Regions from separate parts of the Homo sapiens genome. Here region 2 is linked to region 1. A link is a loop called in an ENCODE intact Hi-C map of the cell type or tissue named here. Cell type or tissue: HCT116. All regions are shown on one strand. Links, peaks and the distances in the headings refer to the core of each region. The heading gives the core; the rest is flanking DNA. Region 1 has its middle 36 kb from the start of MIR4277. Region 2 has its middle 270 kb from the start of CTD-2194D22.4.

Region 1 (15,684 bases), core at 3,263-11,262:
TCAACAAATTTTTAAAAATCAAAATTATATCAAGTATCTTCTTAGACTGCAACATAATAAAACTGGAAATCAATAACAAGAAGGACTTTGGAAACAGTACAAATATGTGGATATTAAACAATATGTTTCTGAATGCCTATTGGGTCAATGAAGAAATTAAGAAAGAAATCAAAGAATTTCTTAAAACAAATGTAAATGGAAACACAGCACACCAAAACCTATGTGACACAGCAAAATCAGTGCTAAAGGTAAGTTTACAACAATAAACACTTACATCACAAAAGCAGAAAGATTTCAAATAGACAACCCAATGATAAACCTCAAAGAACTAAAAAAGCAATAACAAACCAAATCCAAAATTACTTAATCATAGATAAAAAAGAATAACAAAGATCAGCACAGACCTAAACAAAATACAGACTAAAAAAAACAAAAATCAATGAAAAGAGTTTTTTAAAGAAGATAAACAAAATTAATTAACTGCTAGCCAGATTAACCAAGAAAAAAGAAAGAAGACCCAAATAAACAAAATCTGAAACAAAAAGGAGACATTAAAATTAATACCACAGAAATAAAAAAGACCATCAGAGGCTACTAGGAACAATTATATTTTAATCAATGGGAAACCTAGAAGAAATCGATGACATACAACATACAAAGATTGAACCAATAAGAAACAGAATACCTGAACAGACCAATAATGAGTAACAAGATTGAATTAGTACTAAAAAGTCTCCCAACAAAGAAAAGCCTGGGACAGGATGGCTTTACTGCCGAACTTTACCAAACTTAAATTTAAAAAACAAACACAAATCTTCTCAAACTATTCCAAAAAATTGCAGAGGAAGAAATTCTTTCTAACTTATTCTATGCGGCCAGCATTAGCCCCATACCACACCAGACAAAGACACAACAGAAAACAAAGCTACAGGCCAATATCCCTGATAAACATAGATGCAAAAATTTTCAACAAAACTCAGGCAAACTGAATCCAAAAATGCATCAAAAGATAATACACTGTAATCAATTGGGTTTTGTCCCAGAAATGCAAGGATGGCTCAACACATACAAATCAATAAACATGGTGAATATCACATCAACAGAATAAAGGACAAAAATCACATGATCAATAGATGCAGAAAAGTATTTGACAAAATTTAACATCCTTTCATGATAACAACTCTCAACAAATTAGGCATAGAAGACATCAACATAATAAAGGCCATAAATGACAAGCCAAGAGCTAACATCATGCTGAATGGGGAAAAGCTGAAAGCCTTTCCTCCAAGAACTAAAACAAACAAGGATGCCCACTTGTCACCCCTCCTATTCAACATACTACTGGAATTCCTAGCTACAGCAATCAGGCAAGGGAAAGAAATAAAAGGCATCTAAATTGGAAAAGAGGGAGTCAAATTATCTCTTTTTGCACAAGATATTATCTTATATTTAGAAAAACCTAAAGACTCCAGCAAAAAAACTCTCAAAATTGATAAATGAATTAAAATTTCAGAATACAAAATCCATAGAAAAAAATCAATATCATTTCTATAAACAATAACAAGCCAGCCAAAAGAGAAACCAATAAAGTAATCAAATTTAATGAAGAAGGTGAAAGACATCTCTAAGGAAAACTGCAAAACACTGATGAAAGAAATTAAAGAGGATACAAACAAATGGAAAGACATCTCATGCTTATGGATCAGAAAAATAATATTGTTAAAACAAGCAGAATACCCAAAGCAATCTACAGATTCAATGCAATCCTTATCAAAATACCAATGACATTCTTATAGAAATAGAAGAAACAATTATAAAATTCATATGGAACCAAAAAGATCCCAAATAGCTAAAGCAATCCTGAGCAAAAAGAAGGAAGCTGGAGGTATCACACAATCTGACTTCAAAATATACTATAAAGCTAAAGTAACCAAAACAGTATGGTATTGGTATAAAAACAGACAAATAGCTAAATGAAACATAATACAGAAGTGTTAAAAGAAAAAAAAACTACTAGTCAAGAATACTGTAGAATACTAGTCAAGAATACTTCATAATGGAACAGAACAGAGACCCCAGAAATAAATCCACATATTTTCACCCAATGATTTTTGACAAAGGTGCCAAGAACATATATTGGGGAAAGAACGCTCTCTTCAATAAATGGTGCTGGGAAAACTGGATATATGTAAGCAAAAGAATGAAATTAGAACCATATATCTCACCATATACAAAACTCAACTCAAAATGGGTTACAGACTTAAGTGTTGGACCTGAAACTATAAAACTACTAGAAGAAAACATAGAGGAAATGCTCTGGAACATTGGTCTAGGCAAAGATTGTGTGGCTAAAACCTCAAAAGCACAGGCAACAAAGCCAAAACAGACAAATAGGACTATTTTCAACTAAAAAAGCTTGCTCCCAGCGAAGGAAACTATCAACAAAGTGAAGAGACAACCTGCTGAATGGAAGAAAATATTTGCCAACTATTCACGCAACAATGGATTAATATCCAGAATATACAAGGAGCTCAAACAACTCAACAGCAAAAATAATAATTTTGTTTAAAAGTGGACAAAGTATCTGAATAGACATTTCTCAAAGGAAAACACACAAATGGCCAATGGGTATGTGAAAAAATTCTCAACATCACTAATCATCAGGGAAATGCACACCAAAACCACCATGAGATATCATTGTATCCCCGTTAGAATGGTTATTATCAAAAAGACAAAAGATGACTGCGCATGGTGGCTCATGCCTGTAATCCCAGCACTTTGGGAGGCTGAGGTGAGCAGATCACATGAGGTCAGTAGTTTGAGACCAGCCTGACCAACATGGTGAAACACTGTCTTTACTAAAAATACAAAAATTAGCTGGGCTTGGTGACACACTCCTGTAATCCCAGCTACTCAGGAGGCTGAAGCAAGAGAATCGCTTGAATCCGGGAGGTGGAGGTTGCAGTGAGCCAAGATCATGCCACTGCATTTCAGCCTGGGCAACAGAGTGAGACCCTGTCTCAAAAAAGAAAAAAAAAAAAGACAAAAGATAGCAAATGCTGGTGAGGATGTTGAGAAAAGGGAACTCACACACTGTTGATAAGAATGTAAATTAGTGCAGCCACCCTACTACTGGGTATTTATCCAAAGGAAAGAAAATCAGTATATGAAAGGGATATCTGCACCCCTATGTTTACTGCAGCAGCAACACTATTCACAATAGCAAAGATATGGAATTACACCAAGTATCTATTAGCAGATGAATGGATAAAGAAAAGGTGGTATATACACACAATGGAATACTATTCCACCATAAAAAATGAAATCCTGCCATTCATGGCAACATGGATAGAACTGGAGGTCACTGTGTTTAGTGAAATAAGCCAGACAGAAAGGAATATTACATGTTCTCACCCATATGTGGGAGCTGAAACAGTGGCTCTCATGGAGATTGACAGCGGAATGATAGTCACCAAGGCTGGGAAAGATTGGCAGGGTGAATGAAGAGTGGGAGGTTAATGAGCACAAAAACACACAGTCAGAAGAAATAAGTTCTAGTGTCTGATAGCACAGTGGGGTGACTATAGTTAACACAATATGTTGCATTTTTCAAAATAGCTAGAAGAGAAGATTTAAAATGTTCCCAATTCAAAGAAATGATAAATGTTTGACGTGATGGATATTCTGAACCCTGACTTGATCATTACATATTCTATGCATGCATCAAAATAGCACATGCCCCATAAACAGGTATTAATATCATGCATCAATTAAAAACATTTTTTTAAATCAGCATTTCAGGTTGGAATTCCATTGTCTTCTGTCTTACATTGTTTTTGATGGGAAGTCAGTCATTATTTCTGTCTTTGTTATTCTGTATGTAATATGTTTGCCTACCCTGGACTACCTCTAAGATTATTATTTTTATAATTCATTGTCAGTAATTTGATTAAAATGGGCCTTGGTGTGATTTTCTTTGTTCTTTGAGTTTCTTTATCCATGGGTATATATCTTCTCCAAATCCAGAGAAATTTCAGGCATTATTTCTTCAAATATTTTCTGCTCTCTCCCTTTTTCTTGTATTCTCACTACACACGTTAGGCCTCTTGATATTAGCCCACAAGCCAAAGAAAATCTGATCTTTTTTCAGCCTTTTAAAAAAGTTTTGTTCCTTCTGTTTGGATGATTTCTATTGATCAGTCTTCAAGTTCATGTTTCTTCTGCAGTTTCTAGTCTGCTCTTAAGCCCATTAGGTAACTTTTTATTTCATATAGAAGGTCTCTAACTCATGGTGGTTTAACTTGATTTTTGAACATTACGATGGTGTAAAAATGGTATATAATCAGTAGAAACCGGACTTTGAGTGCTTAAGCAACCCTTCTCTTTTTTGGCTTTTAGTACAGTATTCAATAAATTACATGAGATATTCAAGACTTTATTATAAACTAGGCTTTGTGCTAGATGATTTTAGGCTAATGTAAGTGCTCTGAACACATTTAAGGTAGGCTAGGCTAAGCTATTATATTTGGTGGTTAGGTGTATTTACTGCATTTTTTATTTACAATATTTTCAACTTACAATGAAGTGGCATCTGTATTTGTTTTTCACCTCTGTAATATTATTTCTTTATATTTATATTAGTATTATTTATACTTATTGTAAAGAAATAGTATTTTGTTTTTCATCTCTGTAATACTATTTCTTCATATAGTTTTTTTCCTGTTCATTATGTGCAATTTTCCTTAAGTTCTTGGATCTACTTCTATTTTATTTTTGAGACAGAGTTTCGCTCTTGTTGTCCAGGCTGGAGTGCAATGGCACAATCTCGGCTCACCACAACCTCTGCCTCCCAGGTTTAAGTGATCCTCCTGCCTCAGCCTCCTGAATAGCCGGGATTATAGGCATGCACCACCATGCCTGGGTAATTTTGTATTTTTAGTAGAGACAGGGTTTCTCCATGTTGGTCAGGCTGGTCTCGAACTCCCAACCTCAGGTGATTGCCCACCTCGGCCTCCCAAAGTGTTGGGATTACAGGCATGAGGCACCGCGCCCAGCCTCTTGGACCTATTTCTAACTGCTATTTTCAATTTCTTATCTGCTATTTTAATCATCTTTGTCATTTCTGGATCTTTTTCTCCATGGACTGGGTCAAGTTTCCCTGATCTTTTGCATGCCTAATAATTTTTATCGGGTGATGTGCATTGTGACTATTACGCTGCTGAGTGGCTGCATCTCACTGCCTTCCTTTAGTACACGTTGAGGACATTTCCCCCAGAAGGAAGTGAATTTCCTCGTGGTCCAGGTGCTTTCTTTGAAGGTTGATTTAGGCTTTATAGAGTTGGAGATAGATTAGCCTTCACCCTAGATCTGGTTTGGCCCTGATACTAAGGTATGCCTTTTCTGGGATCTTTACTAAAAGTCCTAGGCATTCAACAAAGTATTTCTACCCTGCCTGGTCAGAACTTGAATTTGTCCCAGCCCTGTGCCACCTCTGATAGTTGTTCCTTGTCCCACCTTAGCAACATTTCTTTGTCAACAGAAATAGCAAAGGTGGTGGAATTAGCAGGGAAGCACTTTTAAAAAGCTCTTATGAATATGTTCAAGGATTCAAAGCAAACTGAACACGATTAATCTTTATTTTTGCTGATTCCTATTTAGGATTTTCTCAGACTTTGTTGTTTTAAAGCTTCATTTTGATGTGTCTAAGGATGGATTTCCTCTTGTCTAAATGTTTCTTGCGATAATTGGGATTCTTAAATGTCTGTATTGGTGTCTCTAAAAATTTCTGCACATCATTTCTTCACATGTTTTATCTGCCTCGTTTTCTCTTAGCCCTTCTTTCATTAGACAAATCTGTTATTTCCTAAATCCTCCTGGGAAAGTTACCTCTTCTTCTATAGTGTCCTTTTAAAATATTTCTGTTTGGGGAATATTTTTAGCTGATTTTACAATTTGCCAATTCTCTTCTCTGTTGTGTTAATTTTCTGTTACACCCATCTATTGAGGTTTTTTGCTATTTTTTAACATTTTATTTCTGGAAATTCTACTTAATTATTTTGCAAATTATCTATTTTTAAAAAATTTTCCTGATTCCTGCAGATATTTTTAAGACTATTCTTAATTTTTTATTTTATAATCCATGTTTAATACTTGCAATTTCTGGATTCCTTAAGGGCCTGTATTTAGGAAGTCTTAGTTGTACAAAGCTGTGTGTTTCTAGGTTACTCAGAATACAAAGAGAGTGGAGGTGGCTGGGCACGGTGGCTCATGCCTGTAATCCCAGCATTTTGGGAGGTCAAGGCAGGTGGATCACCTGAGGTCAGGAGCTCGAGACCAGCCTGGCCAACATGGTGAAACCCCATCTCTACTAAAAATACAAAAATTAGCCAAGCATGCTGGCACACGCCTGTAATCCCAGCTACTAGGGGGTGCTGAGGCAGGAGGATCGCATGAACCTGGGAGGCAGAGGTTGCAGTGAGCTGAGATCGTGCCACTGCACTCCAGCCTGGGCAACAGAGGGAGACTCCATCTCAAAAAAAAAAAAAAAAAAAAAAGAGAGAGAGAGAGTGGAGACAGGGCGGGGCACAGGGGCTCACATCTGTAATCCTAGAATTTGGGAGGCTGAAATGGGAGGATCACTTGAGCCCAGGAGTTCAAGACCAGCCTGGGCGAGACGAGCCTTAGTGAGACCCTGTCTCTACAAAAAAAATAAAAAAAAAAAAACCAGTCAGGCATGGTGGCATGTGCCTGTAGTACTAGTTACTTGGGAGGCTGAGGCAGGAGGATTGCTTGAGCCCGGGAGATGGAGGCTGCAGTGAGCTGTGATTGCACCACTGCACTCCAGCCCAGGCCACAGAACAAGTCCCTGTCTCAAAAAACAAACATATATATATATATATATATAGTGAGAGTGGGATTGAAAAAGGACTTTATTTCTCTAGAGAGTTCAAAAGTATTTCATAAAAGGGGATATTTCTGTTAAATTCATAATTCATTTTTTAACTTTGATGTCCACAAACTCCTTGTATGTTAGAAACTTTACTTTGTCTTTTGTGGATGAGGAAGCTGAGGTCTGGGTGAGATAACGTCTTGCTCGGTTCTCCCAGTGGCGAGGCCTGGACTCACTCCAGCTGCTCTGATTACAGTTGGATGACGTTTAGGACACAGGCTAAGAGACATGAGACGGCCGCCCGAAGGTGAGAGGGCGCCAAACAAGCGTGCGAAAAGGAAGAGCTGCTGGGAATACCCGAGCTTGAGACCAAGAAACTCACACGGGCTTCCCTGCATGTCACCAGAGGGTGGCACGGAAGTGTCAGGACAGGTGGGGAGATGGATTAGGACGGGAGGCCGAGGAGTGGCAGAAGACAGGACAAATCGGCCTGCATGCTCCTCCCCGGCCCTTCATGCTCCTTACCGCCTTCCGTGCTCCTCACCACCTTCCATGTCCCTTCCCAGCCCTCCATGTCCCTCCCCGGCCTTCCGTGTCCCTCACCAGCCTTGTGTGTCCCTCCCCGGCCTTTAAAGTTTGCAGGGGCTGCCGCCTGCTGCTCGCCTCAAGCCACGGTATGTCACAGTGACTGAGTGATGAAAAACACCTCTCAGAAAAGTGAAATACCATTTCCTCATCTCAGTATGTTTTGCTCAGAATTTGAGGAATTCACACCTAAACTTCTTGTTCTCGCATACTTGAATGTTTAAAAAAAGAGAACCACGTTGGTTTCTGTGTGAACATTTATAAGATATGCCCCAAATCCCAAACATTTATCTGAAAAATAAACCTCGAACTCTTTATCATAGCGTAGCCCTCCCTCCCCGTTTGGCGGATGCCACCCCCACCTCAAGACCCACTGCATACATCACACACACAGCGGCTATGACTCCTCCTGCCCCGGGGGTCCCTGCACCTCGGGCAGCCCTGAGCTCTTAGCCCACTGAGAGACCACTCAGCACCACACCCCGCGCTCTCCCCGACACCTCTATACCCATCACTCCCCTCCACCAGGCACCTGGCGGCAAGGGAGGGATTTACATCCTTCTTAGGTGCTCTGAGTGAGTTCTGCAAGCTGTCCAAGGCCCTGGGGAAGAAGGCAGATGCAGATGCAAGCTGGCTCCCCGAGTGTGGATGCACATCAGGCCCGGGCTAGGCGCTCGCATTAATGACCTTCGCAGCACCAGGAAAGGCAGGCATTCCGGGCTGGGCATTTCGTGTCATATTCTCAAGGTCAAGCAGCTATTAGATGGCAGAACCCGAATTTTAATCCTGGTGCGTCTGACCACCCCAAAACACCAGACTCTTTGCAATCTACTATGTTGTTTTAAAAAAATAAATTACTTTTCAGTGATGGTGAATGAGCTAATAAAAATTACACTGCGTGGCAAAGGGCAGTGATGGTTCCTTACTCACCCCCGTGGGGCCGACTACTTTGTTCCCTCAACCCCCGGATAATGTTGACTTGTGCTGATGCTGTCAGATTTCCTATGGTCAGTCCTTTTTTGGAAAAACAAGGCTCCCCTGTAACCAAAAGAAAAGTTGACATGTCCCCGGGGCCTGCAGTTATGGGTGGGGCTTGAACGTCACCCGAGTCTAAGCAGCTCTCTGCCCGTGAAGCTGGGGGTGGCACAGCCCCTCTGCCCCTGAGCGACCCCACGCACACCCCTAATCTCCACTCCTCGCTCACAGACGTCATGTCAGCAGCTTGAAATGAGCCAGGGTGGGGGTATTAACACCACGGAAGTCAGCGCACACTGCAGATCAGGGCTGTCTTCCCCAGACATAGAGCTTCCCAATATTTACAATCACGCCACGGGAGTACACTAGGAAAAATATGTTGAGAGCCCGGGTGATCTTCCTCATGCATTGGAAATATAAAATTAAATCAAATTTAAAAACTAGAGGGTCAACATTTGACAACGGTTCATACATGAAAGCATAAGAATAAAACTACTATAAAGTAAATTTTAGTGACAAGTTTTTTTAGTGGCGATAATACGTACGAGTCCTTTTTAATGCTTTAACATGGGGATTGATGCCACCGTCACAGGGCAGCCACGCCCCTCGCCCGAGACTCTGGGAGTTGCTCTGCAACAGCACTTGGGAGGCCTGGGGTGCCTCCCATGGACACAGCACCATCCGTTTTCAAGCGATCACTTTAAGAGAAGCGCCATGAATGAAATCCATCAGCCACCCTAAGTTTCTCCAGCATATGGCTGGCTCATGAAAACAGAAATGCCCTCCAACTTCAACCTATGAGGCCTTGAGCCTGTTTGGGCAGGAGCTGGTGCTTCTGGTGCTGCGGCCAGATGCTGTGCCTGGTACCTCAAGCATGAAATCAAGAAAACTCTTCCAGCTCAGGTTTATGACATTACTGGTCAATGTCACAGAGGAATACAAAGCTTCTCTATCTTTCCTAACCACGCAGTCCATGCTTGGGCAATTCACTGAACAATGGCGATGAAACACCCTCATCTCTATCTCTGCACGCCAAACACAGAATTCTCTCTTGGCCCCCTTACAGGGCTGATGTATGAGCCAAACCTGGCCCAAGGAGGAGTCCCAAAAGGTTGCAGAAGAGCCGATTATCCACCCCATGATACCCACATTCCCACCCGCCTTCCATCTCTCAGGAATCAGGAATCAGAAGGGGTCTACTTTTCCCAGAAAACCTTTATTGCTTCTACCTGGGTACTTTCACTGGTCCCAGGAAGGGAGAACACATTCAGGTAGGATTAAGTTCTACTGTTTCCAAATTTGGAAAGGAAAGTTCTTTTGTCCTCCAACATTTGGGAAGGAGAAGTGATGCTTAAAAGAGAGCCCCTCAATGGAGTATCTCAAGGCTCTTCAAACAGGTGACTTCGTCTTATGAATAAATTATGGAAACTCCTTCTTCTTCCAGAGTTAGCAATGTTACAATTAATTATGTACCTGATGACAATGGATTTGGAAATATGGAAACGTGTCATGAATGTCTCAATGTGTGATCAAGACTTTTCTGTAAGTAGCTGAGTCACCATCACCAGAACCTCTTCCTCTTGCAAATGAGCCTTCAGCTGCAGACTAGACTCCCAGGATGGTGGGCAGGTCAGCTGATGGGGTGAGTGCATGTGCATGTGGGAGCCACACACGTGTGTGACTAACTGCATTTGGCACTATTTATTGTCTGTGCTTCTTTTCCTTTGTAAGAGCATTAAAAATTGACCACAGTATGTCATCATCCCAACTCTCCTTAAGAAGCTTCACTTTTCTTTCATGCTGCTAGCCTGCTGTAAGCATTTGTCTTGCTTTTAGATATTACCTAAGATAATAGAATTCCAAAGTAGACACCTACATTCTCAGCTTTTGAACTTTCCCTGTGACTTATGTGTCCTGAGCACAAGGCCATCTTTATATTGCGATGAACAGAATCTGGCTGAAGATTTCTATACACTGTCTCCTTCCCACTCCGTGCAGTGCACATCTGTGCTTGGCAAGCCTGCAATGCTCACAGCCCCTGCTTGAGGGTGGAAAGCTTCAAACACCCAGGGAGTCCTGTGCCTGAGCCAGCTTTGCTCGTCCAGGTCCAAGGTAGACAAGTGGGGTTTAGGGGTGAATGGGGGGTGGGCCCTGCTCATCACCTTCCTCAAGCTGAGAGTGCTGATGGACAGGGCCTCCACAGTACTCAGCCCTTACCCTTCACCCTTATCCTCAGCTTTACACAATGGACGTGACAAGGCAAACCCTGGCCTGAGGAAAGGGGGTCCACACTCTGTCCTGTTTCCAGGCCTGGGAACCCCCGGCTCTCTGTGTGCTGTGGAAAGGGCTGGAGGGAGCCGGTGTGCAGCTGCTGGGCTTCTGCAGATGTGCGTCCTCAGAGCTTGGTGCCCCCGGCTTTCTTTGCCGTGCCGTTCTCTGTGGCACAAGTCTTCTTTTTAGCTGAAGCCTCCTTCTGTAGACCCCAGGCCCCTCCCTGTCCTCTCCTCTGAGAGGTATGGCACTTGACTAGGCAGCCAAGAAATCCTGATGCTGGCAGGGTCCACGGGAACAGGCTGGGCAGGACCATGGTCAGGGGTCTGTCTTAGACACAGCCCTTACCAGATAGCTGAGGCCCTACAGAGGCGTAGAGGGCCAGGGAAGTCACTGCCCTACTGCCACATACCCAGGATGCATGGTTCACCATGCCCCCAGCTCTGGCACTCACACAAGCCCACAAGTTCAGGGTCCCAGCTCTCTTGCACAAACCCTGTCCCCACCCTGCTGGCTCATCATGCCTCAGATACACATGAGCCTCAGATTCATGTGGCCAGATCTTAGCCTCCTTCATCACCAGGTCTGCTGGCTGCATGCTGTGAACCCCAAAATTCTGAGACAGGTCTCAATTTAGAAAGTTTATTTTGCCAAGGTTGAGGCTGCGCAGCTGTGACAGCCTCAGGAGGTCCTGCCGACATGTACCCAAGGTGGTCAGAGCACAGCTTGGTTTTATATATTTTAGGGAGATATGGGACATCAATCAGCATGTGTAAGATGAACATTGGTTTGGTCTGGAAACGTGGGACAATTCAAAGCAAAGGCGGGACAACTCGAGGAAGGGCTTCCAGGTCAAAGGTAGGTAAGAGACAGATGGCTGCGTTCTTTTGAGCTTGTGATGAGCCTCTCCAAAGGAGGCAATCAGATCTGCATTCATCTCAGTGAGCAGGGGGAGACTTTGAATAGAAAGGGAGGCAGGTTTGCTCTAAGCAGTTCCCAACTTGACTCTTCCCTTTAGCTTAGTGATGTGGGGACCCCAGACTTATTTTCCTTTCACAATGCCCACAGCACCCATCCAGGAAGACACCTCATCATAGAGAGGGGTTCAACGTGGAGCTGGGGACACTGGTGGGGACGTGGGAGCCTCGACATTTCCTCCACAGCTGCTCACTGCCCTCGACAAGCTTGGGTCTCTGCACACAGCTCTAACCCGCAGAACACGCTGCGGGATTCCTGTGTCCCACGGTCCCCAGCGCTGGCCCTCCTCTCCCGAGGCCAACAGCGACCTTCCAGCTTTCGGAGCTTGTTGCCGCTCTGCTGTCTTCACTGGCTAGACACCCCCACACTCTCTTCCCTGTCAAGGCCACCCTCTCCTGCGGGCGGGGCTCCGTGAGTCACACTCTCACCCCCTCCCCCAACACAGCCGCAGCACGCAGCCCCCACACCTGCCAGCCCCCACGCCTCCCTGCACACCTGCTCTCTCTCAGGCAGGAGAGCTCACTGCACCTGCAAGGTAGGCAGAGGCCAGGCTGGGGAGGACACACCTAGCCCTGTCCTGCCCTCGCCCCCAGGGTGGCCAGAAAGACTGCAGAAGGTCCCCGCAGGCAGATGTGAGCACTGCGGGTTATTCCAGGCACTGCCCCAACCCCTACTGAAAAGCCCATTTTCACCACAACCCCAGGCTGGGCCACAACCCCCCGGATCACCCACGGCCGCGAGAAACCTGCAGAGCGCCCTGCAGACAGGGCAAAAGGGAACCCAGGCCCCAAGGGGGACTTCAGGCCTCCAAACCCAGAGATTTCTCTGCAAGCTCGTGCCCTTGAGGGCTGGGGGTGGGGAGCCCAGCGCCAGGCCTGGCCGCGCAAATGCTGGGGGACAGGAGCCTCCAGGGCCGGGGAGAATACCCGCCTGTCCAGGGTACAGAAGTGGAGGTCAGGGGAGAACCTGGAGGTGGGAACGCGGAGTTCCATCCGGGGCGAGACCCCTCTCCCAGCGCAGGATGAGGGGGAAATTCTGCCATAGACTCCCGGGACACCTCTCCCGAGCCCGGGGCACAGCGGAATCCCTGGCTTGGCCCTACGCCCCCTGCGATCTCCACGGCGGCTGAGAGTTGGAGCAAAAGCCCAGAAGCGAGGCGGGAGGGCGAGGCCAGCGTACACGCGGGACCCCCACTGAGGCTCGGTCGGGCCCACTGCCGTCCCGGGGTCACCGCCGCCTCTTCCCAGCGCCCCTGAACCGCTTTGACGGACGCGTTGGCTGCATCTACCGCCCACGAGGCTGCCCGGAGGGAGAACGCGCGCCCCCGCCCCGCGCGCCCCCTTCCTGCGCGCCCCCGCCCCGCGCGCCCCCTTCCTGCGCCCCCCCCAGGCTCGGGGGGGGTCTCCTATCTCCGCCCGCACCTCCGGGAGCCGCTCGGACCCTCAGACCCAAAGGCCTCGCTTCCCCGGCGGCGCCCGCGGTCCTGCAGGGGCCGGAGCCGAGACCCCGAAGTCCGCGGCTGCAGTCCCCGGTTCCCAGGGCAACGGCGCCACCGCTCGGCGGGCGCGGAGACTGCACCGCTGGGGCGAGACCCGCGGGGAGGGGAGGAGGGGAGGAGGGGAGGGGAGGAGGGAGGACGAGAGGGGGGGAGGGGGGAGGAGGGGAGGGCGGCGCCGCGGGGAGGCCAGGAGTCCGCACTTAGTCGGGGAAGAGCGCGAGAGAGAAGTGTCTGTCCCAGGCCTGGGTTGGGGCGCAGGAGGAGGGCGGGAGACGCAGCCCCGGGGCCACCGCCTGCCGCCTGCGGAGCGCCCTTTAGAGGCCCGGGAGCCCAGGGACCATTTAGTTCCCGCCGCCCGCCCCTTCCCTGCAGCCGCTGGAGTTGAGCTGGAAGGTGCTGCCTTCTAGGAGGTGCCACAGGCAGGCAAGAGACACGGGATCCCCCTGTCTCAACCAGTCCGGGCTGGACGGGGACACCCTCTGCCCCTGCCCCACCCTGCCTACCCCTGCTCTATAAAGAGTTCCCCTTAGGACAAGATTGTCCAACCCACCGCTGGGGCAGCATGCGGCCCAGGATGGCTCTGAATGCGGCCCAACACAAATTCGCAAACTTTCTTAAAACATTATGAGATTTTTTTCAGCAAGAAAAACACAAACAATTCCATCAACAAGTGGGGTAAGGACATGAATGGACAATTTTCAAAAGAAGATATACACATGGCCAAAAAGCATATGGAAAAATGCTCAACGTCACTAATGATCAGGGACATGCAAATCAAAACCACAATGTGATACTGCCTCACTCCTGCTAAAATTGCCATAATCCAAAAAATCAAAAAATAATAGATGTTGGAGTGGATGGCCCAAGACAATTCTCCTTCCAGTGTGGCCCAGGGAAGCCAAAAGATTGGACACCCCCATCTCACAAGAAGACCAGGGACCCTCCAGGGGCAGCCCAGGGGCAGCCCAGGGCCAGCCGCTTTGTGAGAGACACCTGACACAGGATTCCCACGTTCTCACCTGGACCTCCACATCCTCACCAGGAGCTCCATATCCTCACCTGGACCTCCACATCCTCACCTGAACCTTCACATTCTCGCCTGGACTGCCCCACGTTCTCACTTGGACCTCCCTGTATTCTCACCTGGATCTCCACTTTCTCACCTGGACCTTCACGTTCTCACCAGGACCTTCATGTTCTCACCTGGACCTCTATGTCCTCACCTGGACCCCCACATCCTCACCCGAACCTCCACTTTCTCACCTGCACTTCCCCATGTTCTCACCTGGACCTCTGCATCCTCACCTGGACCTCTGCATCCTCACCTGGACCTCTGCATCCTCACCTGGACCTCCGCATCCTCACCTGGACCTCCACATCCTCACCCGTCCTTTTGCATCCTCACTTGGACTTCTGCATCCTCATCTGGACCTCCACATCCTCACCTGGACCTCTGCATCCTCACCTGGTCCTCCGCATCCTCTCTTAGACCTCTACATTATCACCTGGACTTCCATGTCCTCACCTGGACTTCCCCTACGTTCTCACCAGGACCTCTACATTCTCACCTGGACCTCCACATGTTCTCACCTAGACCTCCCCATATTCCCACCTGCACCTCTATGTCCTCACCTGGACCTCTGCATCCTGCCTGGACCTCCCCACATCCTCACTTGGACTTCCCCATGTTCTCACCTGGACCTCCACATCCTCACCTGGACATCTACATCCTCACCTGGACTTCCCCATGTTCTACCTGGACCTCCACTTTCTCACTTGGAACTCCACGTACTCACTTGGACCTCCACTTTCTCACTTGGACCTCCACGTACTCACTTGGACCTCCACTTTCTCACCTGGACTTGAGTGTTCTCACCAGGACCTCCACGCTCTCACCTGGCCTTTCCCTTGGCTCTCCAGCCCTCAGCACAGAGGCCAGACAGCCTGCTCCTGGAGGGCTGCCATGGTGATGGTGAGCACTCCCTACAGCTGCAGGGCCAGGCGGGACAGGGTATGGCGGGTGTACAGAGGAGCCTGTGGCATTCCTCCATCCCCGGGGGCTCCCAAACACCAGCCTCAGCATGCTTCCTTCTCCTGTCAGCAGAAGGAATAGAGCATCTTCAGGCAACAAGGCCAGAGGATGTCTCAAGGCAAAGCAGCTCACGTTTGCATCATTGGGGCCACCACCCACTGAGAAAACCAGCTCCCTTCACTGGAAGCTGCCTCTTCCTCTGCAGACCCAGTTCAGCAGGAACACAGCTTGACTAGATGGAACGCAAGAGGCCACCTTTTGCAACTCACCTGCTGTGGGGTCCATGAACCAACTCACCTTCATTCATTCATTCATTCACTACCAAATGTTTTTGCAGCCCTCACTATACAGTAGAAACCAGGCAAAGCTCTGTGGGAGGTACGGCATGCATAAAACTAGAAAAAGAAGTCCCTGGCTTTGAGGACCTTGCACTCCCAAAGGGGACATTTGGGGTAA
Region 2 (15,684 bases), core at 4,774-12,773, 480 kb before region 1:
TGGTTGGGTGAGTGGATGGATGAATGGTTGGGTGAGTGGATGGATGAATGGGTGGGTTAGTGGATGAATGAATGGGTGGGTGAGTGGATGGATGAATGGTTGGGTGAGTGGATGGATGAATGGGTGGGTTAGTGGATGGATGAATGGGTGGGTTAGTGGATGGATGAATGGGTGGGTGAGTGGATGGATGAATGGGTAGGTGAGTGGATGGATGAATGGGTGGGTGGGTGGATGATGGATGAATGGTTGGGTGGGTGGGCTGACAGATGGACAGAAAAATGGATAGGTGGATGGATAAACAGACATACACATTGCATGCAAGTATACTTTTACATATACACAGTAAATATCTACACTCAGGAAACAACAAAGGTCCCTCTGGAGTGAGAGAACTAAAGAGATACGGTCAAGCCTGACTCCCAGTTTTGCTGTTTGCTGACAGCATTTAGGCCTCACCCCTCTTCTTGTTCTACCCCATATCTGTCAGGCTGATAAGAAAGCCAGGCTGCTCCTTTCTTGAGCACCATTGGGAGATGCAAACCAAGCAAGACCGTGCCCATATGTGTGAACCTTCACCCGAGTCCCTCAACCACGAGGAAAACCTCACACCACTCAGCTTTCATGGCCCTCTCGAGTAGTTTCTGGAACAGGTTGGGGTTCGCTCTGCTTTCCCCTCAAAGGCTCTTCATGTGGGTCATAAACCCCCCCATGCCCTCCTAGCTGTGTGGCGTGATCCGTCCAACCTCCAAGCGGGGTTCTGGGTATGTTCCATTCTGTTTCTGTAGGCAGCCACAACAGGACAGAAGGGAGTCGTTACTCTTCTTAGGACATCTTTTTGTACTGTTTCAATTTGTTTACAATAAATAGTCTTTATAGTCAAAATAAATAATAAAAAAGTCATTCAAAAAGAAGCAGTTCTGTCTCCAGCTTGCTCTCCGTGTTAACGTCAGAAGAGTTTCTTCACTGTAGGTGCCCTGCATCCGACAATACCATGGCAGGATGGGGTCCCCAGACACTTCTCACCATGAGCTTCCTTCCAGAAAATCTGCACCTTGAGTTCATTCAGGCTTTAGAGTTTCACCAAGCACGAGATGAATCTGATCAACTTTTCAGCTCCAGGCACTTGGTCATGTAACAAGTGTGGGAAATGATTTCTAAATGCAGCAAAAATTATTAAAGCTCAATTATTCATGGTGGCACTGATTATTTCTTCCATGCTCCCTCCTATCTGTCAAGCCTGGGTTCCACTTTCAGATGAAATACAACGCTCGGTCCTCAGACAGCCCCAGAGGTGACAATTAATAATTAAAGACCAGTTGATGATAATTACATGATAACTTTATTGACCAAGCTCAAACGGACGGAGTGATGGACTCAGAGCCTGTGGAGGAGAGGAAGCCCCCTACCCAGCACCAACCAGGGCTTCCAGAGGGAAGTTGCATTCCCAGCAGCACACGCCTGTCATGTGCAATCCCATTGAGGATTGATTGGGGTTTTATTCATCGAAAAGCTCACTTTAAGATCTGAGAGTCACCTTTCAAGGTTCTCGTGGAGTTCAGGGGTCGCCCACGCCCACTGCTCCAAGCTACAGCACCCTTGGAATAATTAGAAGGATGGCAACGTCAGCTGTCTAAGCCCTGCTGCTCACAGCCAAGAAAAACAAGGGCTGTGTACTAGAAAAGTTCACACAGAACCGGGTGGAGAGTAATCAGATAGACTCCCTCGGTGAAACACTCTGCGGGGGAGTAGTTTTTATCTGGAAAGTACCCTTCACGTTACCTTCACCATTTATTGCAAGAGTCATGGGATTCCTTTCTGGAGAAAGGCAGGATATTTGCAAGCATTTTGTTAATGTCAGAACCTTTGTGGGGCTGAGTTGCCATGAGATGCTGGAAGTAAAATGGAGGAAAACACAAAAGAAAAAGGTAAATTTGGGAGTGAGCTAGTTTTCAAGAACCTGATAGCAAACTCTTCCTATGGTCATTTTTTAAATTGGTTGTCACAGACTTATCAAGAAAAACGTCTTGCCACTCAGCAGCAATACTTAGGGAGCTGATTTTTTTAAAAAATCACAATTCAGATGATGCTGCTCCCCGTTGTTCTCCAGGTGCATCCAGATTGTGTTCCTGGTAGCTGCCCTGACCCACAGTGCCCAGGGCCACCTCTGTACTCTGCTGTGTGTCCACCATGCTCTGTCGAAGAGCATTTTGATGGCATGGAATATAAGAACTGTGGGGAGGCCTGGATGCTTCCACATGAGCTAGAGAACCTGGAGGAACAAAATGAGACCATGGCTTTACACATCCCGTTCCAGCTCCAGGTATGAAACTGAAATAAATGTCTGACTCATAACTCAAGAATCCAAACCCGAAGACTTGGCATGGGAACGTGTAGGCAGGATCCAATGGGGCTGTGATTCTCAGTCCCTCAAACTCTGCCCAAACCCCTCTGACAGTAGCTGGATCCCTTCTTCCCATCTGCAGGGTTCATCTCCCCTTGCTGCAATAACCCGGCATTAGAGCTCTCAAGAGAAACAGAACCAACAGAGAATGCATAGCTATATATAAGATGATCTCTTATGGAAATGTTATGGAGGCCGCGAAGCTCCCTGATATGCTGTCCAGGCTGAGGAACCAGGAATCGCCACTCGGTGGTGTAATTCAGGTTGAGTCTGAAGTCCCAAAACCAGAGAAGCTGACGGTGTAAACTCCCAGCCTGAGACCAAAGGCCCGAGCACCCCGGGAGGCTGTCAGCACAGGTCACAGAGTCCAAAGTCCCAGTAGCCAGGAGCTCCAGTGTCAAGGGCAGAGGGCGCTGGTCTCTTTTGTTCTTTTCAGGCCCTCAGCAGATTGGTTGATGCCACCCTCACTGCTGATGGCAGATCTTCTGTACTCAGTGCACTGGTTCAGATGCTGGTATCTTCCAAAAAGTCCCTTGCAGACACACCCAGAAACAATGCTTCACCAGCCCTCGGGCATGGCCTAGCCCAGTCAGGTTCACACCCCAAATTAACCACCCCTCCTCCGCCATGACCTCTCCTGCGATCCCGACTTGCAGGGGAGGCTGGTGCTCCTCCAGACCCATGCCCGGCTCCTCCCATCCTTCCTGCATCTGTAACCAGATGCACGCACGAACAGGCCCAGGGCACTCGCAGTTGATGGGAACAGGATTCGGAGCTGCAGGCAGGAGGGAGAGAGCACTAAGTGTGGCCCACAGCACACATTGCATGCACCAAGGGCTCACAGGGCTTCCCCAGCTTATACTGACAGAGACCTATATAAGATGCCTGGAAGGGGGCCTTGGGATTGTTCTACCTGGGTAGGAAGAATATCACACAAGAAAGGGCAGGTGAATGGATATAAGGGCTCCAAGCAGAATTCTGAACTCATGGTGCCATTCCTGTGTGTCTCTGGCAGTGTGCTTAGCTGGTTAACCATAACTTGTACCCAAAGGCCATCTACAGTGAATGTTTTACCAGAAACAAGTCCCAATCCAGACCCAAAGAGAAGGTTCTTGGACCTTGTGCAAGAAAGAATTCGGGGTAAATCCATAGAGTACAGTGAAAGCAAGTTTATTAAGGAAGTAAAGGAATAAAAGAATGGCTACTCCATAGGCAGAGCAGCAATGTGGGCTGCTCATCTGATTATACTTACAGTTGTTTCTTGATTATATGCTAAACGAGGGCTGGATTATTCATGAGTTTTCCAGAAAAGGGGTGGGCAGTTCCCAGAACTGAGGTTCCTCCCCTTTTTAGACCATATAGGGTAACTTCCTGACGTTGCCATGGCATTCGTCAACTGTGGTGGTGCTGGTGGGAGTGTCTTTTAGCAGCTGATGCATTCTAACTAGCGTATAATGAGCAGTGAGGATGACCAGAGATCACTGTCCCCGCCATCTTGGTTTTGATGGTCTTTAACCGGCTTCTTTACCACATGCTGTCTTATCAGCAAGGTCTTTGTGACCTGTATCTTGTGCCAACCTCCTAGCTCATCGTGTGACTAAGAGTGCCTAACTTCCTGGGAATGCGGCCCTGCAGGCTTCAGCGTCATTTTACCCAGCCCCTATTCAAGATGGAGTCACTCTGGCTCAAACACCTGTGACAAATGTTGAGATTCAAGACCTCCCCTGTGTACCATGGAGGAAGCTAGCCAGGGGCTGGGTGAGATGGGAATGTGGAATAAATATGTTATGCGAGCCAGGCTCACTACCCCAGGGAGGACACCTGGTTCAGCACGTCCTTGAGAATGCTCCCGCGGGAGAGGCACAGCCACGCTCCAGTGAGGAGGCTCTGCAGGCCGAAAGCATGGCAGGAAGGGTTCTTACATAGCAAAAGAGTGAATACACGTATCTCCTTACGTGGCAAGAGATGGAAATAAGCTCCAGAACGGAGCTTATTCTGGTTTCCCCAGATGAACCCCAAGCACAATTATGTGTCTCCATAAAGGGGAAAGGTAGAGGAAGTTTGGGTCAGTTCCACCCAGAGGAGGAGGCCACGTGAAGGTGAGGTAGAGATCAGAGCGATGCGGCCACAGCTGAGGGACCCCCGGAGTCACAGAAGCCATCCGGGGCAGGGACGATCCTGCCCTGGAGCCGCTGGAGGGAGTGCGCCCCTGCGACACCCTGATTTTGAACTTCTGACTCCCAGAACTGTGAGACAAAAAATGTCTGTTGTTTTAAGCCACCCGGTTTGTGTTACACCTGTTACATGGTTCCCCAGGAAACTCATGTTCCCCAGCGCGGGGAGGGCTGCGTTCATTTGGGTTCTTTCCTGCGTTCTCTATGCTTCACAGAGTTCCAGAAAAAGCCAAGTCCAGAACATACTATCCGTGTTCGAGTATGCAGATGACTAAGTGAATCATACCTATGCAGGGCAAACACGTAGCCCCACCTCTAGCGTGCGCCTGACGAAAGCAGGGGAGTGTGGACTCCGCAGGCCCTGCGTTCAGTGGTGGATCGCGGCAACTCCGGGGAGGACTGCGGAGGATTCCGTCTACCTGTCACGGTTCACTTCCACAAATAAGTGGAAAAGTTAGATGCAAATGTTTCAATGTGCTCATTTAAGGTGGAAGGTTCATTTCTGTTTATTACCTTATCTCATAATTTTGCTGTGGTTTTTTTTCAAATTGCAAAGTAAGAATAAACAATAATTCTTAAAATTTGCATTGCTTCCAAACTGATTCATTTCCCTACAGCACACAAAAAGCGCCCCATACAGATGTTTTAAAACTACAGCCTGTAAAACCCCAGCCTTATGATTTTGAGGACAGGAGCATTAAAAAACAAACTATCCGGCATCTTTCAATTGACATCTATCTGTTTAATGGTTTAAACTCTATTGCTTTGGTAATGTTCTCCTAATGCCCCATTCATTTTGTCATTCCATCTCTGAAAAAATCTAATCTTGATCTCCGGCTCTCCATTTTTCTTACCTCTTTAATAATAATCCCGGCAACAGCATATCAGTATGGAAATTGCTTCTGAAGAACGTTGTAATAAATATATGGCAGGCATATTACATAGGATTTGCTTACTTTTGATTTAAAAAGCCAACATTTAATCTAAGAAGTTAGAACTCAGAGTATACATCTTGCACTTCCAAAGCTCGTAAGTAAATGCAGATCAGGCTCTCTCCCTCCTCACCCATTCAAAATTCATTGCTTGCCATTTGCCTCTTAAACAGTGGGTGCAGGTCACGATTGCATACTCCAGTGCTGGGCAAATATTGACTCTAACCGCAGGAACCACCTGGCTCTGGGCAAATGGCTTCGGCTACGGAGTAATTGGGGTCTTGACGCGGGAGCAGGGTCTGAGGGCATCATCAACCCCCTGTGTGAGGAGGTCCAGAGATGAGGGATTAAACTTGTTTGGATGTTTCTGCATGAAGAGTTGCTTTGAGATGTGTAGAGTTAAATAATTTGGACATTGATTATATTATGGATATTTTAATACAAAGGAATTGATGTGCAACTAATGTTGAAATGTTATTTTAGTATCTTCTCCAGAAAGGCCAGAAGAGGCCTGACCAACAAGAAAGAACAGAATCACACATTCATTTCTATTAACACCTGCTTTCTGGATAGAAGAGCAAGGGCCTTTTCTTATTGTTGAATATAGAGTATGAAATTTAAAAATTTTAGAAAAAAAGAATATTTGAAATTATCAATTCTAATGCTCTCAATTCATACAAGGAAATTGAGGCCAAAAGAGATGAAATACCTCTGGAAGGCCTGAGCCATCTGCATCCTGAGTTCTCTGGCCCTGAAATGGGTTCAAAGTAATCACGACCGTATTATTTGACTTGAATTCCAGCCAACACCTTGGTGCCATGACCGTCATTTCTATTCTGATTGTCACAACAGCCTCTTAACTCTCCTACCTACTGCCGGGGTCCCTCCACTCACGTGGTGACCACAATGATCTTCACCAGATCAAAGTAAAAACAGATCCTGCTTGTGCTTAAAGCCTGTCCACACCCCAAGTCACCCTGTGAATAAAGTCCCAAATGGGTAATACAGACTAGAAAGGCCGCAGTCAAGCTCCTGTTGCCCCATCCAGCCTGTCTCTCCCACCTCCCCACATACAGCTCTGGGTGAGTTCCCGGCCCACCGGCCTCCTGCACGTGGTCGGAATGTGCCCTCGGCCCTCCTCGCTGTGGTGTGTGCTGTTCCTGTTGTTGGACTACTATTCTCCTCACTGTGATGTGTGCCGTTCCAGTCGCTGGATCACTATTCTCCTCGCTGTGATGTGTGCCGCTCCCATCGCTGGCCCACTATTCTCCTAGCTCTGATGTGTGCCGTTCCCATCGCTGGCCCACTATTCTCCTAGCTCTGATGTGTGCCATTCCCATCGCTGGATCACTGTTTTCCACCTTGCACCCTTTTCTCTTGACTGAGACAACTTTATTCAGGTCTTGGATCCGACTGCCTTTGGTTAGAAGTTCTTTCTGAAGCCCCAAGATGGGACTGGTCTTTGCATCTGTCCAGCATCCTCTCTGCCAGCAGACGGCTTTCCCTCCTCATGCCCCCATGGTTCCTGGCAGGGCTGCGCATACCCCCTGGCTGCAGTGCTGGCAGTGGCCTGGATGCATCTTGAAGGCCTGCCACAGTCGAGGTTCCAGGTGGACCTAGAAGGCCCGCCAGCCCTACTGATTTCCCCGGGATCTGATATGCAGGTTTAGGAGAGGTGAGTTCACTTTCCTCTGGTGTACCTGGAGGCATGGCCCACCTGCTGTGTCTGTGGCTGTGCCCACCAGGGTGGTGCCCAGTCCTCCCTCACTGCTCACAAGCAGCATCCTGAGTGGGAAAGAAAGTGCCAACTGGGAGACAGAGGCCGAGCCACAAGACAGACAAAAATGGCCCTAATGTCAGAGTCTGGGTGCCCAAGCCCACCATCCTGGGCTCCCCAGGCCACCAGCCATTCTCTTTGTTTGTTCAAACCAGTTCATGTTGAGTTCTGCCCCTTTTAACCATGAATGTGATGATGCCATCACCTTCCTCATGGCCTCCTGCCTTTTTTTTTTTTTTTTTTTTTTTTTTGGTGGATGGGGCAGTGGGGGAGGAACCCTCTGATTGTTTCTGCATTGACTGGTTCCCCACAGGAATGCCAGGTCCCAGGTCCCTGCGATGGTTCACATTCACTCTATGCAGTGTCTGTAGGGGTTCGTAAAATGGGAAGTCAGGAGGTAGTTGTTGAAAAAGGGAAGAAAGATGTAAGGAGAAAGGGAAGGAGAGACAGAAGAAGAGAGGGAGGGAAGGAGAAGAGGTAAGAAGAGAGGAAGGGAGAGAAGGAAGAAGAAAGGGATGGAGGGAGAAAAGAAGGGAGGGAGGGGTGAAGGGAGAGAGAAAAAAGAGGGAGAGATGGAGGGAGAGACGAAAGGAAGAAGAAAAGGAAGGTTCTAATATTTTACTATATATTGCTGGAGGAAAGAACTATAGGCTAATATCAAGGAGAACTCAGGTTCAGCCTGGCTTAGCCACAAATCCACTGAGTATGACCAAATCTCCACTCCCATTGACTCTTCAGTCTTCCATCTGTGCAGTGAGAGTGCAAATGGTCCATCTTCCATCTGTGCAGTGAGAGTGTAAATGGTCCATCTTCCATCTGTGCAGTGAGAGTGCAAATGGTCCATCTTCCATCTGTGCAGTGAGAGTGTAAATGGTCCATCTTCCATCTGTGCAGTGAGAATGTAAATGGTCCATCTTCCATCTGTGCAGTGAGAGTGTAAATGGTCCATCTTCCATCTGTGCAATGAGAGTGTAAATGGTCCATCTTCCATCTGTGCAATGAGAGTGTAAATGGTCCATCTTCCATCTGTGCAATGAGAGTGTAAATGGTCCAAGACCCTCCCCAGCCTCGACACCACTCTGTGAGATGGGGACGAGATCTTCAGGTGAGTCTGCTGCCACTGAAGGAGTCCACGGAGACTGGGAGGCACCCAGTGTGGACTCCATAGCCTGGAGTCAGGCATGATAAGGGGTTGGACTGAACAATCTCAAAGCTTCTTTCTGAAACATTTGTAAATCTCTAGCTTATAAGGGAAGGGTAAAAATAAGATTGTGAGGACCAATATCTGCCCAGGCTCAAAGCCCCAGCACAGCACCTGTTGAATTATTATTATTATTACTTTATTTTAAGTTCTGGGATACATTTGCAGGTTTGTTACACCGGTAAACGTGTGCCATGGTGGTTTGCTGCACCTGTCAATCCATCACCTAGGTATGAACCCTGGCATGCATTAGCTATTTATACTGATGCTCTCCCTTTCCCCAGCTCCCCAACAGGGCCCTGTGTGTGTTGTTACCCTCCCTGTGTGCATGTGTTCTCATTGTTCAGTTCCCATTTGTGAGTGAGAACATGTGGTGTTTGGTTTTCTGTTCCCGTGTTAGTTTGCTGAGGATGATGGCTTCCAGCTCCATCCATGTCCCTGCAAAGGACATGATCTCACTCCTTTTTATGGCTGTATAGTATTTCATGGTGTATATGTACCACAGTTTCTTTATCCAGTCTATCATTGATGGACATTTGGGTTGATTCCATGTCTTTGCTATTGTGAATAGTGCTGTAATAAACATATGTGGCACCGGGTAAATTGTTGAGTGACCCTGAGGTTCTGGAACCCAGGAAACAAGTGGCTGTAGTTGGGTGATGTTACCACTAGATGTCGCTAGTCCCCCTCGGGCAGCAGAACCCTGGGTTTCTGCTCTTCCGGTACCTGGTAGGGGTCTGGGCCCAGAACCGGGGGCCAGGGCAGGCGTCTTCAGTTGGAGTCTCCCTTCCTGGCCAGGTGAGGCAACAGACAAGGAAATCAAAACGCAGAAGGTTAGTATGGCACTGGCTTTAAAATTGGATCTTGAAAGCAATAAAATAGACATACAAGGTAGATATTTCCTGTGGACTGAAGTTCCAGGGAGCAGTTACCAGAACAATCAGGATTTGTGGGCACAAGGGGCCTGGGTGGCAGTGGGCTTCCCAAAGCCCCTTTCTTCAAGCATTGACCGGCAGGCCCCCGAGTCCAGCGGGAGTTTCTGGCTTGGGCCTTCAGGTGCCCAACAAGGCGCCATGCGGGGCACTTCCCATGGCCTGCATGGGTTACGCAGGCATCTCCAGTGCTCAGATCCCCCTCCCACTGCCCTGACCCTGACCCTGCCCAGGAGGCAGCCTGGGCTGCTGCATGAAGACCCTCAGCTGTGCACAAACCACAGGACGGCTGATTTAAAACTCAGGGAACAGACAGAGCAGAGTCGCATCCGAGCCAGCAAGACCCTTGATCTGGTTTGGCTGTGTCCCCACCCAAATCTCATCTGGAGTTGTAGCTCCCACAATTCCCATGCGTTGTGGGAGGGACCTAGTGGGAGATAATTGAATCATGGGGGTGTTGTTCCCCATACTGTTATGCCAGTGAATAAGTCTCACGAGATCTGATGGTTTTATCAGGGGAAACCTCTTTCGCTTGGCTCTCATTCTCTCTCTTGCCCCCGCTACATAAGAAGCGACTTTCACCTTCTGCCATGATTGTGAGGCCTCCCCAGTCATGTAGAACTGTGAGTTCATTAAACCTCTTTTTCCTTATAAATTACCCAGTCTCAGGTATGTATGTATCAGCAGCGTGAACAGAGTAATACACCTCTTCCGTAGAGAGATGAGTCTTTTCAATTAGAAAATGTTCAACTCCTAAACAGCCCATTCAATGCATGTTTCAAAGATGGTTGCCTGTCATTTAATCTTTGCAAATAGTGGAGAAGGGGGCACAGATGGGCCATCGGACACCGTGTCCGTGTTTCTTTGGCGTCTCCTGAGATCCTGATACACTCCATGCATCTGATGCTCTGCAAGGTTCTCCTGCAAATGCACATCTCCCCCACAGGGGTAGTGGTGAGGGCTTCAATGACAAAGGCAATGATGAGGACCCACACAGCCCTCCAGGTGACAGAGGACTCTCCTGTACGTGAGCTCCTCTGATTCTCCCATCAGCCTCGCGAGGTGGGCTGTGTTACCGTTGCAGAAACATCACCTGTCATATGGACCCTGACTCTGCCATGGGCTATTTCCCGAGTGGCCAGGGAGTCTGGTACCCCCAAGGCCAGGGAAAGGCTGGCTCCTGGGAGGTAGTCCCCAAGTCCCTAATAAAGAAACCCTCATTTTACATGAGGAAGGAGAGAGAACCTGTCCCTGACATTGTCGAACATCAGTAAAAACCAATGCTGACCCTAAAAGCAGCAAAGAATGAAAATTAAGAAAAACAAAAACAAGAAGCCACAATGAACTGGCTTCTCTGTGGTGCATTCTCCAGAGGACACTGGGTGCTTGCAGGTCAAGGAGGTCCATGGTGTGTGAGGAGAGGAATTTCACGCAGTTCTGGCCACAGCCTCTGCCCTCAAGCTCCCAGCACAAACCCAGAGGCTCTGGACTCACTGGGAGTCCAAGGAGGCAGGTGTCTCCCAGGCAGGGCAGAGGTCAGCAGGAGCCCTGAGCCTCACATGCATAGCTGGGACCCAGAAACGCCGTGTCCACCTGCCCATCCGCGGACCTGTCTCCCGCTGGCTACAGTTGGAGACTCCAGGTGGTCTAGTAACCAAAAAAGACTTCAACACCAAGCCTGTCTCTTGAGAGGGGGCGCACGCCTGCCTCCAGCTTCATTACCCGGCAAGGATGCAAGGAGTCTCTCCCAGGCCAATTATTCCCACCCAAACTTCAAACACCGATCCACAAAAATTAATTCAATGGGAACTAGCTTGAAACCCGATCACGCTGCTGCTGCTCTGAAGTCAATAACACTTAACCCCGGGCTTCCAGCTGCTCACTCGGTGGCTGGGTAGTGCCCGAGTGACTCATCCTGAAAGAAGCCAATGAGTCAGCCACGCAGAGGCCACCCGGCAAACGGAGGCACAGCTTCACTGCAGCAGAGCGGCCCGATGAGGGGCTGTGTCACATCCATCTCCCACCTGTATCGGGAGGAGGGACAATGACCACCTCACAATGCCACAGCAGCAGTGGAGTCTTTCTTCCTGAGAGCGTCACAAAAAAATCAGACTTTAAAAAATGCTTAAAGATGATGTCTGTTCAGTCTTGAAACAGCAAGTAACACAGTTGTAGGTATAATTGCCAAACAGATTATTGTCCGATCTGATGTCTCTGCAGGGTGCAGGGGGGCAGAAGTGCAGCTGCTGAGGGCCAGGCCCAGACCAGGAAGGCCAGAAGGATGTGCTGAAGATGCTCCTGGTGTCACATTTGCACACTAGATGGTCTCTGGCCACTCGTGGACCACAGATGGGGCAGGGGCAGGGAGTGCTGGTCAACTGGCCCTCTAGAGAAACCCCATCTGTGGCCTTCGTACATGTCCACATCCCACGACCTGGAGCACATGTCCTTGTGCTGCCACCAAGGAGAGGGAGAGGACACACTTCCCTGGAGGGTTCGGGTCATGAGACTTGGGGCAACTGTTGTGTGTACCCCCATCCTCTGTGTACCCCCTGTTAGTCATCTGCTGTGAATCCTGCTTGGGGCAAGACAAAGGAAAAGCCTGGGTATAGGCTTGGAGCAAACTGGGGTGAAAGGTGGGCCAGGTGTCCACAGAGCCCAGCTGCTGTGGGAAAACCTGAACAAGCAGGGTCCAATAAGGGAGGGCGGCTTTCCCTCGCCCAAAACCTGGCGCAGGTAGGCCAGGGCGGGGGCCAGCAGGGCAGGTCAAAACCCCCAAGCCCTTCTGCCAGGGTGGCGACACCCTCAGCACACAATCGCATCTGTGTTCTCCCTCCTGTCACCAGCAGAAGGGACACAGTGAGGACACTCAGGCTGAAACCACGGCCCGTCTGCCAGAACCTGGCCACAGTCTCTCACCTGCAGCTGGAAAGCTGGGGCTGGTGGCTCGAGCTTGGGAACACGGCCCAGTCCCTCTTGGTGAGAATGGGTATTGGGAGACAGCAACAGCCTCTGCTGCCGGTCAAGGACCAGTTGGGGGCGCCTCCAAGGCCCTACCCTGAGGTTGTGACGTGGAAGGGGGCACCAACATGCTGAGGGTGAACTCATGGTGTGAGCAGTGTGGCAGACCTGGGATGTTTGCAAATACGCAGGTTGTCTGACCTCAGGATAACTGGGAATGGCCAGGGTTGGGGATGCCAAACTGCCCTTCACAATGGGATTAGCCCACTAAACCCTGCGGCACCCCTGCACAGAAGTGCAGTGGAATGCCCTGGATATCCTGGGCACCCAGCAGGAAGTGGCACAGAGCAGAGGGTGACAGCAGGAGGAAGAGGAGGGGGTGATGGGCTCTTCAGGGGAGGCCAGGCTTTTCAGCCAAGCAACTGGGACTGCCCCAGGTGTGGGCTGTTCCTGCAAACCTGAGGGTCGTGTAAATCCTGGGGAGGAAATGAATGGGAGAATTAAAGTCTCCTGTAGTTCAGGAGGTGGGGCTCAGAGCCACAGCAATGAGGCCAGGCGCGGTGGCTCAAACCTGTAATCCCAGCACTTTGGTAGGCCAAGGCGGGCCGAGGTCAGGAGTTCGAGACCAGCTAGGCCAACATGGTGAAACCCTGTCTCTACTAAAAATACAAAAATTAGTCTGTAATCCCAGCTACTTGGGAGGCTAAGACAGGAAAATCACTGGAACCTGGGAGGCAGAGGTAGCAGGGAGCCTAGATTGCACTCCATTCTGGGTGACAGAGCAAGAGTCCATCTCAAAAAAAAAAAAAAAAGTCATTGAGAAGATTCTAGGAGCTGAGCCTTGGTGGCACTGGGGCTGAGAAACAGGTGCAGTGGTGATGTGGGGACCCAGGTGAGAGTTGAGAAGGTGGCGTTTGGAGGGATGGTTCAGCGGGAGTGGGCTGAGCCTCATCAGGGAAGAGACATAGAAGGATGTGGTTCTGCGGACATGGCGTGTGGAATAGGAGACACAGTCAAGGCCAACTCCAGCTGACTTGGGGCACGCACATGCTCTGCAGGGGTAGTTCCTCTCATCCTCTCACCAAGAAAACTCAGCACCAGAAAGAGAAGAGGTTTGTGGAAAAGACAACAAGTTTACTCTGGGATGTGTTAATGCAATGGGCTGCATGTGTTCACCCCTCCCCAAATCCATGTGTTGAAATCCGAATCCCCAACATGATGGTGAGGAGGTGGAGGCTCTGGGAAGTGATTAGGTCATGATGGTGAGGAGGTGGAGGATCTGGAAGTGATCAGGTCCTGATGGTGAGGAGGTGGAGGATCTGGAAGTGATTAGGTGGTGATGGTGAGGAGGTGGAGGATCTGGAAGTGATTAGGTCGTGATGGTGAGGAGGTGGAGGATCTGGGAAGTGATTAGGTCGTGATGGTGAGGAGGTGGAGGATCTGGAAGTGATTAGGTCGTGATGGCGAGGAGGTGGAGGATCTGGGAAGTGATTAGGTCGTGATGGTGAGGAGGTGGAGGATCTGGGAAGTGATTAGGTCGTGATGGTGAGGAGGTGGAGGCTCTGGGAAGTGATTAGGTAGTGATGGTGAGGAGATGGAGGATCTGGAAGTGATTAGCTCATGATGGTGAGGAAGTAGAGGATCTGGAAGTGATTAGGTCGTGATGGTGAGGAGGTGGAGGATCTGGAAGTGATTAGGTCGTGATGGTGAGGAGGTGGAGGCTCTGGGAAGTGATTAGGTCGTGACGGTGAGGAGGTGGAGGATCTGGAAGTGATTAGGTCGTGATGGTGAGGAGGTGGAGGCTCTGGGAAGTGATTAGGTCGTGATGGTGAGGAGGTGGAGGATCTGGAAGTGATTAGGTGGTGATGGTGAGGAGGTGGAGGATCTGGAAGTGATTAGGTCGTGATGGTGAGGAGGTTGAGGATCTGGAAGTGATTAGGTCGTGATGGTGAGGAGGTGGAGGATCTGGAAGTGATTAGGTCGTGATGGTGAGGAGGTGGAGGATCTGGAAGTGATTAGGTCGTGATGGTGAGGAGGTGGAGGATCTGGAAGTGATTAGGTCGTGATGGTGAGGAGGTGGAGGATCTGGAAGTGATTATGTCGTGATGGTGAGGAGGTGGAGGATCTGGAAGTGATTATGTCGTGATGGTGACGAGGTGGAGGATCTGGAAGTGATTAGGTCGTGATGGTCAGGAGGTGGAGGATCTGGGAAGTGATTAGGTCGTGATCGTGAGTAGGTGGAGGATCCGGGAAGTGCTTAGGTCGTGATGGTGAGGAGGTGGAGGACCTGGGAAGTGATTAGGTCGTGATGGTGAGGAGGTGGAGGATCTGGGAAGTGATTAGGTCGTGATGGTGAGGAGGTGGAGGATCTGGAAGTGATTAGGTCGTGATGGTGAGGAGGTGGAGGATCTGGAAGTGATTAGGTCGTGATGGTGAGGAGGTGGAGGATCTGGAAGTGATTAGGTCGTGATGGTGAGTAGGTGGAGGATCCGGGAAGTGATTAGGTCGTGACGGTGAGGAGGTGGAGGATCCGGGAAGTGATTAGGTCGTGATGGTGAGGAGGTGGAGGATCCGGGAAGTGATTAGGTCGTGATGGTGAGGAGGTGGAGGATCTGGAAGTGATTAGGTCGTGATGGTGAGGAGGTGGAGGATCTGGAAGTGATTAGGTCGTGATGGTGAGGAGGTGGAGGATCTGGAAGTGATTAGGTCGTGATGGTGAGGAGGTGGAGGATCTGGAAATGATTAGGTCATGATGGTGAGGAGGTGGAGGCTCTGGACGTGATTAGGTCGTGATGGTGAGGAGGTGGAGGATCTGGAAGTGATTAGGTCGTGATGGTGAGGAGGTGGAGGATCTGGAATTGATTAGGTCGTTTTGGTGACAAGGTGGAGGATCTGGAAGTGATTAGGTCGTGATGGTGAGGAGGTGGAGGATCTGGAAGTGATTAGGTCGTGACGGTGAGGAGGTGGAGGATCTGGAAGTGATTAGGTCGTCAGGGTGCAGCCCTCCTGAATGGGATTAGTGCCCTTAAACCAGAGGCCCCAGAGGCATCCCTGGCTCCTTCCACTATGAACCAGAAAGTGGGACCTCACCAGACTGCAAGTCTGCTGGATGATTTCATCTTGGGCTTCTCATCCTCCAGAGCTGTGGGCAATAAATTTCCATTATTTATCAGCTACTTGGCCTACATATTCTGTTATAGCCACCAGATGGACTAACAGTTGAGTTTATAAATCTATAAACATCTTCTTCTAGAGGCTGAAGTCCAGGTTGGGGCATCAACCTATGAGACAGCTTGCAACTGCTGT

The links. A loop is a pair of places that touch in the nucleus more often than their neighbours do. Peaks named below come from ENCODE experiments on the same cell type or tissue, not always from the same donor. Only the 100,000 strongest peaks of a DNase experiment are listed, where the experiment ranks them.
Region 2: it touches region 1 in a loop (2.5-fold over the local background); 1 of 110 quality-filtered maps calls a loop at or near these places.

Annotation. Positions count from the first base shown.
Region 1 is chr5:1,664,960-1,680,643 of GRCh38, reverse strand. No RefSeq gene overlaps it. Among named protein-coding and RNA genes, the nearest start is that of MIR4277, 36 kb to the left of the region's middle. In HCT116, for the core only: no CTCF peak of the experiment used is centred there; a DNase peak (open chromatin) is centred at 7,143.
Region 2 is chr5:2,144,969-2,160,652 of GRCh38, reverse strand. No RefSeq gene overlaps it. Among named protein-coding and RNA genes, the nearest start is that of CTD-2194D22.4, 270 kb to the right of the region's middle. RefSeq lists enhancers at 2,528-3,028, 7,127-7,296, 13,379-13,878, 14,573-15,072, 15,073-15,574 and a cis regulatory region at 7,211. In HCT116, for the core only: a CTCF peak has its summit at 9,157 (motif pointing right); DNase peaks (open chromatin) are centred at 9,202 and 11,302; H3K4me3 peaks cover 797 bases; H3K27me3 peaks cover 1,507 bases.